Linked DNA regions of Homo sapiens: region 2 is linked to region 1. Evidence: chromatin contacts called from ENCODE Hi-C or POLR2A ChIA-PET data. All regions are on one chromosome and are shown on one strand. Each heading gives the region's core, a stretch centred on a gene start or an enhancer-like site at or near the end of the contact. The rest is flanking DNA. Distances are from core to core; before and after follow the strand shown.

Region 1 (6,623 bases), core at 3,925-6,424:
ATGGCTGTTGGGGTCAGGGCATAATTCCCGGCCTCCGGGGATCTGTGTGGACTCAGCCCTGTGGCTGTTTCTGACATCACCCTCCCCTTTGAGTGGGAGGTGCTTGAAACCCTAGCCTAGAAGTCAGGAAGCCTGTGTTTAAATCCTGGCTCTGCTGCCCTGAGCTCGGAATTTCGACTCCCGAGCCTCGGTTTCCCCTTCTGTAAATGGGCCTGACAGGCCGATCTCAGAGCGATGTGAGGACCTGGAGATGGAGAGGGTGGTGCAGAGCCCGGCCCTGCAGGCACCCGGCCGTGCGAGCTGTAACCATCCACCCCTCACAGGCGCTCTCGGCCTGAGAGAAGGGAGGGCCCAAGCGGCTGCAGATCTCCAGGCCGGAGTGGCCCCCCTCACAGGATTCCTCTGTCCCCGCGGGGGAGGTAATTAGCATTCCAGCCCTGGAAGGACAGTGAGCTCCTTGGAGTGGCCCATACATGAAAGTGTGCCCAGCGGTTTCCTCAGGCTAACTCCTCCCGCCTCCTTCTGCCAGCCCCACCATGGCTGAGCCCACAGCCAGAGGAGACAACGCCTTCTGGGGAGCTGCTGGTCCTGGAAGCTGCGGGAGAAGGGCTTCCCTTGGGGTGGTGAGGAGTCAGGTTCACCCTCAGAGCTGGAGAGGCCAGCTGGGAATAATTCAGCCCTGGAAACAGCTCCAGTCACCTAGGGCAGGAGTGCCGGAGGCAGCTGGTGGGACCCAGGGGTCCAGTGGGTTCTGGGTGGGTGCATGGTCGCAGCCTCTCTCTTGAATATTGTGGTGCACACAGGCAGGCTTAGTATGGTCCGGGGTCACCTGTCAGCCAGCAGGTGAGCCAGCTTCTCTCCTTGGGCCATCCTGGACCTATTATCCAGTGCTGGTGTGCACAGGGGCTGGGTTCCTGTTGAGGCCAGCAAAGCGGGGGCACTGATCCTGTTGAGGCCAATGAGAGGCACTAGTCCTGTTTAATCCAATGGGAGGCACCAGTCCTGTTGAGGCTGGCCAATGGGATGCACTGATACTGTTGAGGCTGGCTAGTGGGATGCAGTGATCCTGTTGAGGCTGGCCAATGGGATGCACTGATTCTGTTGAGGCAGGCCAGTGGGAGACACTGATCCTGTTGAGGTCGGTCAATGGGATGCACTGATCATATTGAGGCTGGCCAATAGCTGCACTGATCCTGTTGAGGTCAGCCAATGGGATGCATTGATCCTGTTAAGGCTGGCCAGTGGAATGCACTGATCCTGTTGAGGCTGGCTAATGGGATGCACTAATCCTGTTGAGGCTGGCTAGTGGGATGCACTGATCCTGTTGAGGCTGGCCAATGGGAATCACTGATCCTGTTGAGGCTGGCCAGTGGGATGCACTGATCCTGTTGAGGCTGGCCAATGGGATGCACTGATTCTGTTGAGGCTGGCCAGTGGGAGACACTGATCCTGTTGAGGTCGGTCAATGGGATGCATTGATCCTGTTAAGGCTGGCCAGTGGGATGCATTGATCCTGTTAAGGCTGGCCAATGGGAATCACTGATCCTGTTGAGGCTGGACATTGGGATGCACTGATCCTGTTGAGGCTGGCCAGTGGGATGCACTGATCCTGTTGGGGCTGGCCAGTGGGATGCACTGATCCTGTTGGGGCTGGCCAGTGGGATGCACTGATCCTGTTGAGGCTGGCCAGTGGGATGCATTGATCCTGTTGAGGCTGGCCAATGGGAATCACTGATCCTGTTGAGGCTGGACATTGGGATGCACTGATCCTGTTGAGGCTGGCCAGTGGGATGCACTGATCCTGTTGGGGCTGGCCAGTGGGATGCACTGATCCTGTTGGGGCTGGCCAGTGGGATGCACTGATCCTGTTGAGGCTGGCCAATGAGAAGCACTGATCCTGTTGAGACTAGCTAATGGCAGCACTGAGTCAGAGACTGGAAGGCGGGAGGAAGAGAGGTGAGGGTATTTCTTCCTCTGCTCTCTCTGCACCTGGGTTTCCCACAGTAGCCCTGTGTCTCCAGGATGCTTCTCCTAGGATGCTCTTACTAAGGTCATGGCTTCCTGCTGCTGCAGGGCCCTGGGCTTGTCACTCCTGGGTGCTCCCCGAGCTGCCCAGGCAGCGTCAAGTCTCTTCTGTAAACTCCCCCACCACAGCTGAGCTAGCCTCTGCTCCCTGCCAGGCCTGGGCCACACCAGGTGATGCCCTGGTTGGAACCCTGGGTGCAGCGTCTGGGGGCGGGGTGCCTGGCCAGGTGAGAAACCGAGGCACAGCACAGCAAGCCCACAGGAAGCCTCCGGGTCATGGTGGATGGGGGTGGCCACTCACACACACAGGCTCTCCTCTTGATAGCCAGGTCTCCAGTGTCTGGGGACAGCTAGGCCCATGGGAGTCCCATCCCTACTGTCCAGGCTCAGCCCACGGGAGCCCCGTCCCTACTGTCCAGGCTCAACCCAGGGAAGCCCCATCCCCACTGTCCAGGCTCGGCCCACGGGACCTCCGTCCCCACTGTCCAGGCTCGGCCCAGGGGACCCCCATGCTCGGCTCACAGGAGCCCCGCCTCTACTGTCCGGGCTCAGCCCAGGGGACCCCTGCCCCCACTGTCTGGGCTTGGCCCAGGGGACCCCCATCCCTACTGTCCAGGCTCGGTCCAGGGGACCCCCATCCTTAGTGTCCAGCAGGGAGGGCGGGATGTGCGCTCACAATTCCTGCCGTTCACCGCCGGCCATGAGATGCGAGTTAAGGAAACATTTATTTTAAATGTAAACTGAGAGCAGCAGAATTCCTGGATGGGCTCTGTGGCCGCAGCCGTGGACCTGAGGCCAGGCGGTATGAATAGGAACAGTTGTCGCTGCTCTTAACCCAGAGGGGCCCCCGTGGACAGTGGGGCCTAGGGGAGGGCCGTACAGGCAGCGATGTCCCCGTGGGGCAGGGTCAGACCCTGACCTGTGGCCCTCTCGACCTCACCCTCACACCCCTGGGAGTCTGCGGGAGGACAAGGCCTCACTGCTGTCCCCAGCCCCTCACCCGAGGCCTGGTGCTGAGTCCATTCTGCCCGCCTTCAGCTCGGGAGCGCCAGCAGCACCCAAGGCCCCTTGTGCTCCCTCTTCCTCTTCAGGGAGACGACTCCCATCCCACACTGGAAGTCGCACATCAACACAGCCCCCCACCCTCACTGCCACCCCTCCTCTGTGGGCCCCAGAGGCCTGGGGGGTCCCAGCGTTGGAGTGGGAGGTCTGGGGTGGGAGATCTGGGGGTCCCGGCATTGGGGTGGGAGGCCCGGGGGTCCTGGCATTGGGGTGGGAGGCCCGGGGGTCCCAGCATTGGAGTGGGAGGTCCAGGGTGGGAGATCTAGGGGTCCCGGCGTTGGGGTGGGAGGTCTGGAGGGGAGATCTGGGGGTCCCGGCATTGGGGTGGGAGACCTGGGGGTCCTGGCATTGGGATGGGAGGCCCAGGGGTCCTGGTGTTGGGGTGGGAGGCCTGGGGGTCCCAGCGTTGGAGTGGGAGGTCCGGGGTGGGAGACCTGGGGGTCCCGGCATTGGGGTGGGAGACCTGGGGGTCCTGGCATTGGGATGGGAGGCCCAGGGGTCCTGGTGTTGGGGTGGGAGGCCTGGGGGTCCCAGCGTTGGAGTGGGAGGTCCGGGGTGGGAGACCTGGGGGTCCCGGCGTTGGGGTGGGAGGCCCGGGGGTCCCAGTGTTGGAGTGGGAGGTCTGGGGTGGGAGATCTGGGGTCCCGGCATTGGGGTGGGAGGCCTGGGGGTCCTGGCATTGGGGTGGGAGGCCCGGGGGTCCTGGCGTTGGGGTGGGAGGCCTGGGGGTCCCAGCGTTGGAGTGGGAGGTCCGGGGTGGGAGACCTGGGGGTCCCGGCGTTGGGGTGGGAGGCCCAGGGGTCCCAGTGTTGGAGTGGGAGGTCTGGGGTGGGAGATCTGGGGTCCTGGCATTGGGGTGGGAGGCCCGGGGGTCCCAGCGTTGGAGTAGGAGGTCCAGGGTGGGAGATCTGGGGGTCCTGGCGTTGGGGTGGGAGGCCTGGGGGTCCCGGCGTTGGAGTGGGAGGCCTGGGGGTCCCAGTGTTGGAGTGGGAGGTCTGGGGTGGGAGATCTGGGGTCCTGGCGTTGGGGTGGGAGGCCTGGGGGTCCCAGTGTTGGAGTGGGAGGTCTGGGGTGGGAGATCTGGGGTCCTGGCGTTGGGGTGGGAGGCCTGGGGGTCCCAGCGTTGGAGTGGGAGGCCTGGGGTGGGAGATCTGGGGTCCTGGCGTTGGGGTGGGAGGCCTGGGGGTCCCAGTGTTGGAGTGGGAGGCCTGGGGTGGGAGATCTGGGGTCCTGGCGTTGGGGTGGGAGGCCCAGGGGTCCCAGCGTTGGAGTGGGAGGCCTGGGGTGGGAGATCTGGGGTCCTGGCGTTGGGGTGGGAGGCCTGGGGGTCCCAGTGTTGGAGTAGGAGGTCCAGGGTGGGAGATCTGGGGGTCCCGGCATTGGGGTGGGAGGCCCAGGGGTCCCAGTGTTGGAGTGGGAGGTCTGGGGTGGGAGATCTGGGGTCCTGGCGTTGGGGTGGGAGGCCTGGGGGTCCCAGCGTTGGAGTGGGAGGTCCGGAGTGGGAGATCTGGGGTCCTGGCGTTGGGGTGGGAGGCCTGGGGGTCCCAGTGTTGGAGTGGGAGGTCTGGGGTGGGAGATCTGGGGTCCTGGCGTTGGGGTGGGAGGCCTGGGGGTCCCAGCGTTGGAGTGGGAGGTCCGGAGTGGGAGACCTGGGGGTCCCGGCGTTGGGGTGGGAGGCCTGGGGGTCCCAGTGTTGGAGTGGGAGGTCTGGGGTGGGAGATCTGGGGTCCTGGCGTTGGGGTGGGAGGCCTGGGGGTCCCAGCGTTGGAGTGGGAGGTCCGGAGTGGGAGATCTGGGGGTCCCGGCATTGGGGTGGGAGGCCCAGGGGTCCCAGTGTTGGAGTGGGAGGTCTGGGGTGGGAGATCTGGGGTCCTGGCATTGGGGTGGGAGGCCTGGGGGTCCCGGCGTTGGGGTGGGAGGCCTGGGGGTCCTGCCGTCGCATCGCTGGCTCTCCCTGAACCCCCTCCTGGTCTGGTCTCTCCCTTCCCAGTGGACCCAGCGTCATCGGAAACAAAAGCCAAGAATGCTGAGGGGCCCCCGGGGCCAGTGACAGCGGCTGGCCGGGCGCCAGCAATCACCATAGGCGAGTCGGGGAGCTGGCGGGTGGCCAGGAAGTGTCCCTACGGCTGCCTGGTGGGCATGTGGGCGGCCGGGCGGGCGGGCAGCCCAGGGAAAAGGCCCCTTCCGGGGGAGCCCACGGGGAAGCAAGGTCACCCTCAGACCCCAGCCCGTCTGTGCACGTGTGAGCGTGGGGGCGGGGGGCAGAGGGAGCCCCACTCAGAGGTGGGGAAACGGAGGCTCAGCGGGGAGTAGCGACTGCATGTGATACTCACAGTGGCCCCTGTGCTCCCCGGGGACACGGACACAGCCGTCCCCACGTCCTGCGTCCAGCCCAGGCCTGGCACAGGGAGGAGGGAAGGGCCAGGCACTGTGGGAACTCTGTGTTGTGAAGCTGCCCATGGCCTCGGGTTCAGGTGGATGCTGCCCCGTTGTATCCACGTGGAGATGGGCCCCAGCGATGCTCCAGGGCGGGAACCTGACTCTGGGCTCAGACTGCTCCTGACTTCTGAGCTTCCCACCTGTCCGGGCGAGGCCTGCATGGGCCGGTGGAGGTCAGGAGAGGCAGAGCTTGGCTGACTGGGCCCCCGAGGACACACGGGGGACAGGGTGGATGCTGACCTGGGCCCGCGTCTTGCCCAGGCTGGGCCAGTGGAGAAGGCCCTGGTGGAGGCGTCCACCCCTCCTGGGTCCCCAGGGCACCGTCCCATCTGCAGCCCAACGGACATGCTGTTCTGCCCCAGCACAGGGGCTGTAACCTCGGTGCTCGGACGGACTCAGGACAGACGCCGGCGCTCCGATGCAGTCAGGACAGACGCCAGCGCTCGGACGGACTCAGGACAGACGCCGGCGCTCGGACGGACTCAGGACAGACGCGGGCGCTCGGACCGACTCAGGACAGACGCGGGCGCTCGGACGGACTCCGGACAGACGCGGGCGCTCGAAGGACTCCGGACAGACGCCGGCGCTCGGATGGACTCTGGATAGACGCCGGCGCTCGGACGGACTCAGGATAGACGCCGGCAGACCCACACCTCACTGAGGGCCAGGTGACGAGCCCCCTCCACCAGGAAGGCCTCCTTGCTCTGGCTGTGCGGCCCCGGCTCGGTGGCCCCCGGCAGATTTTTGTGGGTGCTGCGGGTGCTGTCCAGGGGGAGATGCCTGGTGCTGCTGTGTCCCAGGGCAGCCCCTGGGAATGGACACCCTGCCCAGGACGTCCGCCTCCCTCTTACAGACAGGGAAACTGAGGCCTGCCTGCAGCTGTGACAAGAAGGGCTGTAGAGGGACCCGTGCATGTAGGTGGGGGTCTGGCCACCCCAGCTGGTGAGCTCCCACTTCATCGGCTCCGCAGGCCCAAAGCCCAGTCAGGTGCAGGAATTGTTACCCCTTCCTCAGGTGGCCGTGTGGACCCCTGGAGAGAATTCTGACTTGGAGTCTGCATAGAGTCAGAACCAGGCTCTGCCACCCACTTGGGGAGT
Region 2 (6,680 bases), core at 2,208-4,707, 320 kb before region 1:
TTGAGCAATTTTTAACTTGCTTACTTGATTTTTAGAAAATACGCACACTGTTCACAACTCCTAGGTGAGGCACTAACCCTAAACCAGGGTAATGGCTCGCCTGGGCCCCAAGGACGTGGGGCTTTCGGCTGGAGCACCGACCGCACCACCCCGCGTGCACCAGGAGGTGGCGCTGATGCTGCACGGGCGCCCAGGGCAGCGCCTTCCCGCCGGGCGGCGACCAGGACGCGGGCGGGCATCAGTGTCTGTTTTCTGACACCTGGTACCAGCCGGAGGTGTTCATAGAAACGATGCGGAAAGCCCAGGCCCGTCCTCTGGCCTGGATCCTGGGATTCGACTCCTGGTCTTGCAGCCAGCATTGGGCCGGAAACCGAGAAACCGCACGCTCATGAGCGGCTGCAAAACCCGCAGCACGACCGGGCTGGCTGGGCCCGCGGCCTGGCTCCCGCTCTCCCGCCTGCTGTCTGAACCGCAGCCCGGCCGCCGGCTCCTGCCCTTCCGCCGCCAGTGTGGGGAGAGCCTCTTGGGGTACGGGCCCCAGGTGGAGGTGCAGCTGCTGCCTGCCCAAGTTCCTGCTGCGGGAGCTCTGCCGGGCGCCAGGAAGCCTGCGCAGTCCCCGGCCGGTGTCCACCGAGCACGCAGGGAGCCCCGTACCTGCTCTGCCGACAGGACCTCGCTGCTGGTGAGCGCCCAGAGGCAGGACACGGCAGCCGTGCGGATGGCCGCGGCTGTCCTCCCCGCATGCCACTGCAGATTGGGGGCCAGGATGTCCTTTGTCACCGTCTCGAGGTAGCTGGGAAACTGCCTGGAACCGGAACGGAGAGGGTGGATGAGGAGACCGGACAGGTGCTCGGAAGAAACGTTTCAGACTAGGGATGAATGGGGCTGAGGGGGGAGCCAAACAGGAAAACGAACTCGACCCCAAAACACGAGGCCCCTCCTCCTCTCAGGAGCTGCTTCTCAGTGCGAATTGGGAGGTTCCTCCAGGCCCAACCCTACCGGGGAGACAGGGGTGCCTGTGCCCCTGGCCTCTCCTGCGGCCCGCGTAGGTCCTGTTCTCCAGAGGCGAGCCAGAGGCCCTGGGCCGAGGGTGCACTTTCAGCCCCTCGCCGCTCCTAGCTTCAAAAGGAGGCCTGAGTGACGCCTGGGCTAGGGCAGGTGCGGTGGTGTCGGCAGCACCCAGTGAGCCCCTTTCCCATCTGCATCCCTCCCCCAGAAAAAGGCCAAGTCTCTCCAGCCACAGAACCCTCTGTCCAGCAAGGACAGTCGCTGCGGCTTCACAGAGGCGGGATGGGAGGGCCACAGGCGCGGTCCGGGGACCCAAGGGCCACAGCTCAGAGAGACGGGCAGTTCCCACCCTGTCGGCGACTTCGTCCTGATGGTGACCAGTCAGGTCAAAGTGCCACCAAGACAAACTCAAAGCAAAATGACACACTCATTAGTGACATCCCAACACCACGGTATGTTTCAAAGGTGGCTCTGGTCTCCAAGACCAGCTCCACAGCCCGCAGCCCTCCAGCGTCCGTGAAGCCTGCACAGCGTCCCTTCCTCTTCTGGAGGCGCCACCGGCTTGCTCCTGGCAGGGGCCATGTTGGGACCAGCCAGGTAGATGAGCAGATGTGGAAAGTGACGTTGGTGTGGTGTGATTTACACGCATTCCGCGAGGTTTCTGGCGTGGGTTCGTTTTTAAGCAGAGCTGCCATTTTCGGCACCGTGACTTGCAAGAGGGCTCTCTGGAATGAACGAACCCAGCGCCTGCTCCATGGTCACCACATGAAATGGCCTGGAAGTCCTGGCCTTCAGGGTGTGGGGTCCAAGTGTGGGCCAGGCGTGCCACACGGGCGCCACCTAGGAGTGCTTAGGTTTTTTTAAATTTTTTTTTTTTTTTTTTTAATTTTGGGGTGAAGGATACTCAGCCTGTGTCTGACAGAAGCTCCATCAGAACTTCTGGGCATTGATCAGAACCACCATCGAACCACTGAATGAGGCACGTTCCTTTTTTTTGAGACAAAGTCTCGCTCTTGCTGCCCAGGCTGGAGTGAAATGGCGCAATCTCCGCTCACTGCAACCTCTGCCTCCCAGGTTCAAGTGATTCTCCTGCCTCAGCCTCCTGAGTAGCTGGGATCACAGGCACTTGCCACCATGCACTGGGGCCGGGTACAGCCAGGCCTGCAGGACCCCAAGACACTATAGTCCACGGGCAGCAGGGCTGGGCACAGCCAGACCCACAGGACCCGAAGACGCTGCAGAGCCGGGGAACGAGGGGCCCAGCGGCTGGTGCTCCGGGTTCCCTGCCCGAGCACATTCCTATTCACAGAGGGACTCGAGGTCCACTGTGGGGCTTGACTTCCAGAAACGGTGCAGCCTCAAAGCCAGGAGCCTCTTGCCCTGAACTCGCAGCCACTTCTCTGGAGCTTCTGTCAGACGCAGGCTGAGCATCCTTCACTTCAGAATGCAAAGTGCTCCAGGGTCTGACCATATCTGAGCACTGACATGATGCTCAAATGAAATACTCACTGGAGCATTTTGGATTTCTGAAGTTCGGATTAGGGATGCTCTACAATGCAATTACTACAGAATTTTAAGAAAACCTAAACACAACTAGTCCCGAGTGTCCCAGGTAAGACACAGAAAGCCTGTGGGAGGCAGCCCTGAGAACCTCTCATGATTCATGGTGTCCAAGGTGGAGACACCATGGCAGACGCAGCCCTCAGCCCTCTTGGGCACCCGCACAGCAGGGACCTGCGTACAGCCGGCGCTCACAGCTGCGGTCAGCAGGAAGGTGCTCTGCGCAGACGATGGTCAGTGGCGACTCCCCGCCCACCATTTCTACTTCAGCAGAGCCAACTTGCTATTTCATGATTCTAAAAATAAAAACCAAACGGATAAAAAAAAAAATCTTTCCTATTAAAATAGCTAGTAAGTTCATTAAAATCACTGCCATCTGAACACTTTACTTCTCTTGACGCCAACCGCCTTCCACAAGACGTTGTTAGGCGCACTTTCTTTGGGAACTCAGCCCAGATGTGGAAACTGTGCTCTGCAGAGTTAACTGTTCCTGGGCAGAACCTGCCCAGCGGTTCCTCCCAAAATACAGCCGAGTGTGAGTTCCAGAGGGAAGGGCCTGGACCCTGCTGTGTTATCTGCATGGCATCTACACAAATATCAGCCTGCAAGCTGGACAGCTGCCACGGCTCTCGGTTCATATCTTTCTATGGTCCGTTCTAAGCCCTGAAGTCTTTGAAGACAAGCAGGAAACAAAATTTCCTGCAGTACGACAGGCGGGCTGAGGCCCGAGAGCAGAGATGAGGGTCATGAAGGAGAAAAGTCTGAGCGCCTGGACTCTTTCCACATGAGGCTCTGGTGTGTGAACTGCTTTCCGCTTTGACAGATGTGCTGCTGGGGCGGGTCCCGGTGCTGACGCAGCCCAGATCCAGCCGCACAGGCGGGGGTAGGACCCAGCTGACGGCACCTTTTGCTCTGAGCAAAGTAAGTGGCAGGGCCCTAAGAGCTGCCTCAGCAGTGGCACCCGGGCGGGGCCTCTTCCTCCACTGTCCCTCCCAGTGCTCCTAGAGGGCACCCATGCTTCTTGCCCTTACTTCAAAGCCGTACACCTGGAGGCCCTAGACCCTCGGGGTCTTAATGCCACCTAAAAGTTGTCTTAGATAACAAAGAGGTATTTTTACCACTTTGACCATCAATAGAAATTCAATCAGTTGTTTGTTAGGTTTGAAAAGTGCCCAAAGGCTTTTAAAACAGAGAACAGCTAATACATAAGCCATTAACAGTTAATGTTCCCTAAAACTTTTTCATTCACTGGAATTTTAATGACCACACGGAGATGACTTTGACTTAGTGCTTCTCTGTGCATTCCCTGCCGAGAGCTTGTGTTTACCCAGTGAGGATGGACTAGCTGCTTCCAGGCCAGTTAAGCTCAGGGGTCACTGCACACGCCCACCTCAGACTTGGTGTGGGGAACCCTCACCCAGAGTGCTGTGGGGGAGGGAGGTGGGGACCCCCGGCCCACCTTAGACTCGGCGTGGGGGAGGGAGGTGGGGACCCCCGGCCCACCTTTGACTCAGTGTGGGGGAGGGAGATGGGGAACCCCTTGCGCAGTGCAGTGTTGGGGAAGGAGGTGGGAACCCCCTTGCTCAGTGAGCTGTTGGGGAGGGAGATGGGGACCCCTGGCCCAGGCCCCAGCTGGGGGCCGTGCAGAGGCAGAGCCCGGACCTACCCCTGGGAGTTGATGGTGTCCGTGGCTCTGAGCAGCACGGTGGACAGGATGGAGAACAGCTTCAGGCGCATCTGCGGGTCTTGGGAGGGCTGCAGACAGGCCCTCAGCGTGGGCACGACGTGTGGCAGGGCTTCTCCCAGGGCAGGGCCTGTAAGACACAACAGAGGCTCCTGTGCACGGCCCTCAGGAGACGGGAGGAGGCCCCATCCAGCACAGGCCCAGGCTCAGGCGCTCCCACCTGGGAGAGGGCACTATCGGCCACCACCTCCCCGCTTCCTCTTTCTCAATCAGTAAGGTGATTATCACAGAAAAGCAGCAGAAAATTTTAACCCCCCAAAATCACGTTTTTCCATATGAAAACCTATTTGGTCAGGCATGGTGGCTCATGCCTATAATCCCAGCACTTTGGGAGGCCAAGGAGGGAGGATCACCTGAGGTCCAGAGTTTGAGACCAGCCTGGTCAACATGGTGAAACCCCATCTCCACTAAAAATACAAAAATTACCCTAGCATGGTGGCATATACCTGTAGTCCCATCTACTTGGGAGGCTGAGGCAGGAGAATCACTTGAACCTGGGAGGTGGAGGTTGCAGTGAGCCGAGATCGTGCCACTGCACTCCAGCCTGGGTGACAAAGTGAGACTATGTCTCAAAAAAACAAAAACAAAAACAAAACCTGGACGTGGTGGCTCACGCCTATAATTCCAGCACTTTGGAAAGCCAAGATGGGTGACCTGAGGTCACCTGAGGTCGGGAGTTCGAGACCAGCCTGACCAACATGGAGAAAAATCCCATCTCTACTAAAAATACAAAATTAGCTGGGCGTGGTGGTGGGCGCCTGTAATCCCAGCTGCTTGACTGCTTGAACCCGTGAGGCGGAAGTTGCGGTGAGCTGAGATCGCACTATTGCACTCCAGCCTGGGCACCAAGAGCAAAACTCCATCTCAAAAACAAAACAACCTTCCATTTTTCTTAAACTTTTCTAAATTTTTTTGAAAAATTAAAGTCAAGCAATAGTTGAAACAACGACCAAAATCAATTGTTTCAGTGAAAGAACTTCTTTAATATCTGCTTCTCAGCGTTGCAGCCCTCACCCCGCCCACACTCAGGGCCAAGCTCCTGCACCGTGGCTGCTCTCCGGTGGGCGCGAGGCTTGGGCGCCTGCACTGTGCATCCTACGCCCCAAGGGGTCCCCACTGCAGTAGGGCCGCCCCGCCTCCCTGTAAGTCTCCATGAATGACAGGGCAAGGACAGCTCTGAGAGTCCCTGCAGCGTCTCCTGCCAGGCTCAGCCTGCAGGCCCAGGAGCTGAAGGCTCAGGGTGGGGACTGGGTTGGGGCCGCAGAAGGAGGCGCTCTGGCCCCGGGCCAGTGTAGAGGGAGCGTCCACTGGCTTATCCAAGCAACTGTGAGTCACCTTGAGCCGTTGCTGGGGACCTCGCGATGTGAGCCTTCTCCCTGGCGCCGCCAGTCATCAGAGCAGGCTGCTCGGTAGTGGACTGAGACCCCCGCACCTGCCCTTGCCACACGGAGACGCAATGTACTCGCTGCTCTGGCTCGAAGTCAGGCCTCGCGGTGAGACCAGCTGGTGTCTTGGAGGGCCTCCCCACGCAGCCGGGCAGGAGGCGTTGCACCGAAGCTGCTGGGACGCCTGACTTGAGCCTCCCGCCAGAGCACGAGTCTTGGGCCAAGTGCCGCCCTGCCACGAGAACCACGCTGCTTCTGACCCAGTTTCTGACTGTTTCACCCTCTCTACATCTTAAACTGGAAACAAGACAGTGTTTCTGGCTTAAAAACAAAAAGAAAACAGCCAAATGTCCACAGGTCAAGTCCAACTCCTGGGATGGGAAAAAGAAGCACGCTGACGGGTGAGCCACTTGCTGTCAAGAATGTTCAAACCTGACGCCTGGGCCACGTGTCTGCCTTCCCAGCATGAGCGCTCCTGCTTGCAGCACGGACACTTCTGCCCGGGCCACCCATCTGCCTTCCCAGCATGAGCGCTCCTGCTCGAGGTAGGCGTGGACACTTCCGCCTGGGCCACGTGTCTGCCCTCCCAGCACTAGCGCTCCTGCTTGCAGCACGGACACTTCCACTGGACCACTTGTCTGCCCTCCCAGCGCGAGCTCCTGCTCGCTGCACGGACACTTCCGCCCGGACCACGTGTCTGCCCTCCCAGCCGGAGCGCCCACTCGCAGCACAGACACTTCCGCCCGGACCACGTGTCTTCCCTCCCAGTGTGAGCTGCGGCTCACAGCACAGACACTTCCGCCAGGATCACGTGTCTGCCCTCCCAGCGAGAGCTCCTGCTCGCAGCACGGACACTTCCGCCCAGACCACGTGTCTCCCCTCCCAGCGCTAGCTCCTCCTCGCAGCACGGACACTTCCGCCCTGATCACGTGTCTCCCCTCCCAGTGCGAGCTCCTGCTGCAGCATGGACACTTCCGCCTGGA

The links. A loop is a pair of places that touch in the nucleus more often than their neighbours do. ChIA-PET counts read pairs that join two places held with the same protein, here RNA polymerase II (POLR2A). Pooled maps may share reads with other maps.
Region 2: a loop to region 1 is called in a map of mammary epithelial cell, with 8 times the contacts of the local background. The contact joins two enhancer-like sites. A Hi-C loop is called at or near these places in 1 of 168 maps with a recorded cell type or tissue (mammary epithelial cell), 1 of 37 single-sample maps with no recorded cell type and 2 of 50 pooled maps. POLR2A ChIA-PET finds 5 or more read pairs at or near these places in 4 of 52 experiments (OCI-LY7, PC-3, T-cell and 1 more).

The regions. Positions count from the first base shown.
Region 1 is chr7:454,347-460,969 of GRCh38, reverse strand. No RefSeq gene overlaps it. Among named protein-coding and RNA genes, the nearest start is that of PDGFA, 62 kb to the left of the region's middle. RefSeq lists enhancers at 1-562, 563-1,290. Within about 2 kb of position 5,174, at least 2 of the 41 ENCODE cell types and tissues checked have a DNase peak (open chromatin) inside an H3K27ac peak, as active enhancers do.
Region 2 is chr7:768,173-774,852 of GRCh38, reverse strand. It overlaps DNAAF5 (dynein axonemal assembly factor 5), which reads right to left. Exons shown (of 13, transcript NM_017802.4): 9 at 4,235-4,382; 10 at 655-805. Among named protein-coding and RNA genes, the nearest start is that of PRKAR1B, 44 kb to the right of the region's middle. RefSeq lists enhancers at 6,172-6,680, 6,149-6,680. Within about 2 kb of position 3,457, at least 23 of the 41 ENCODE cell types and tissues checked have a DNase peak (open chromatin) inside an H3K27ac peak, as active enhancers do.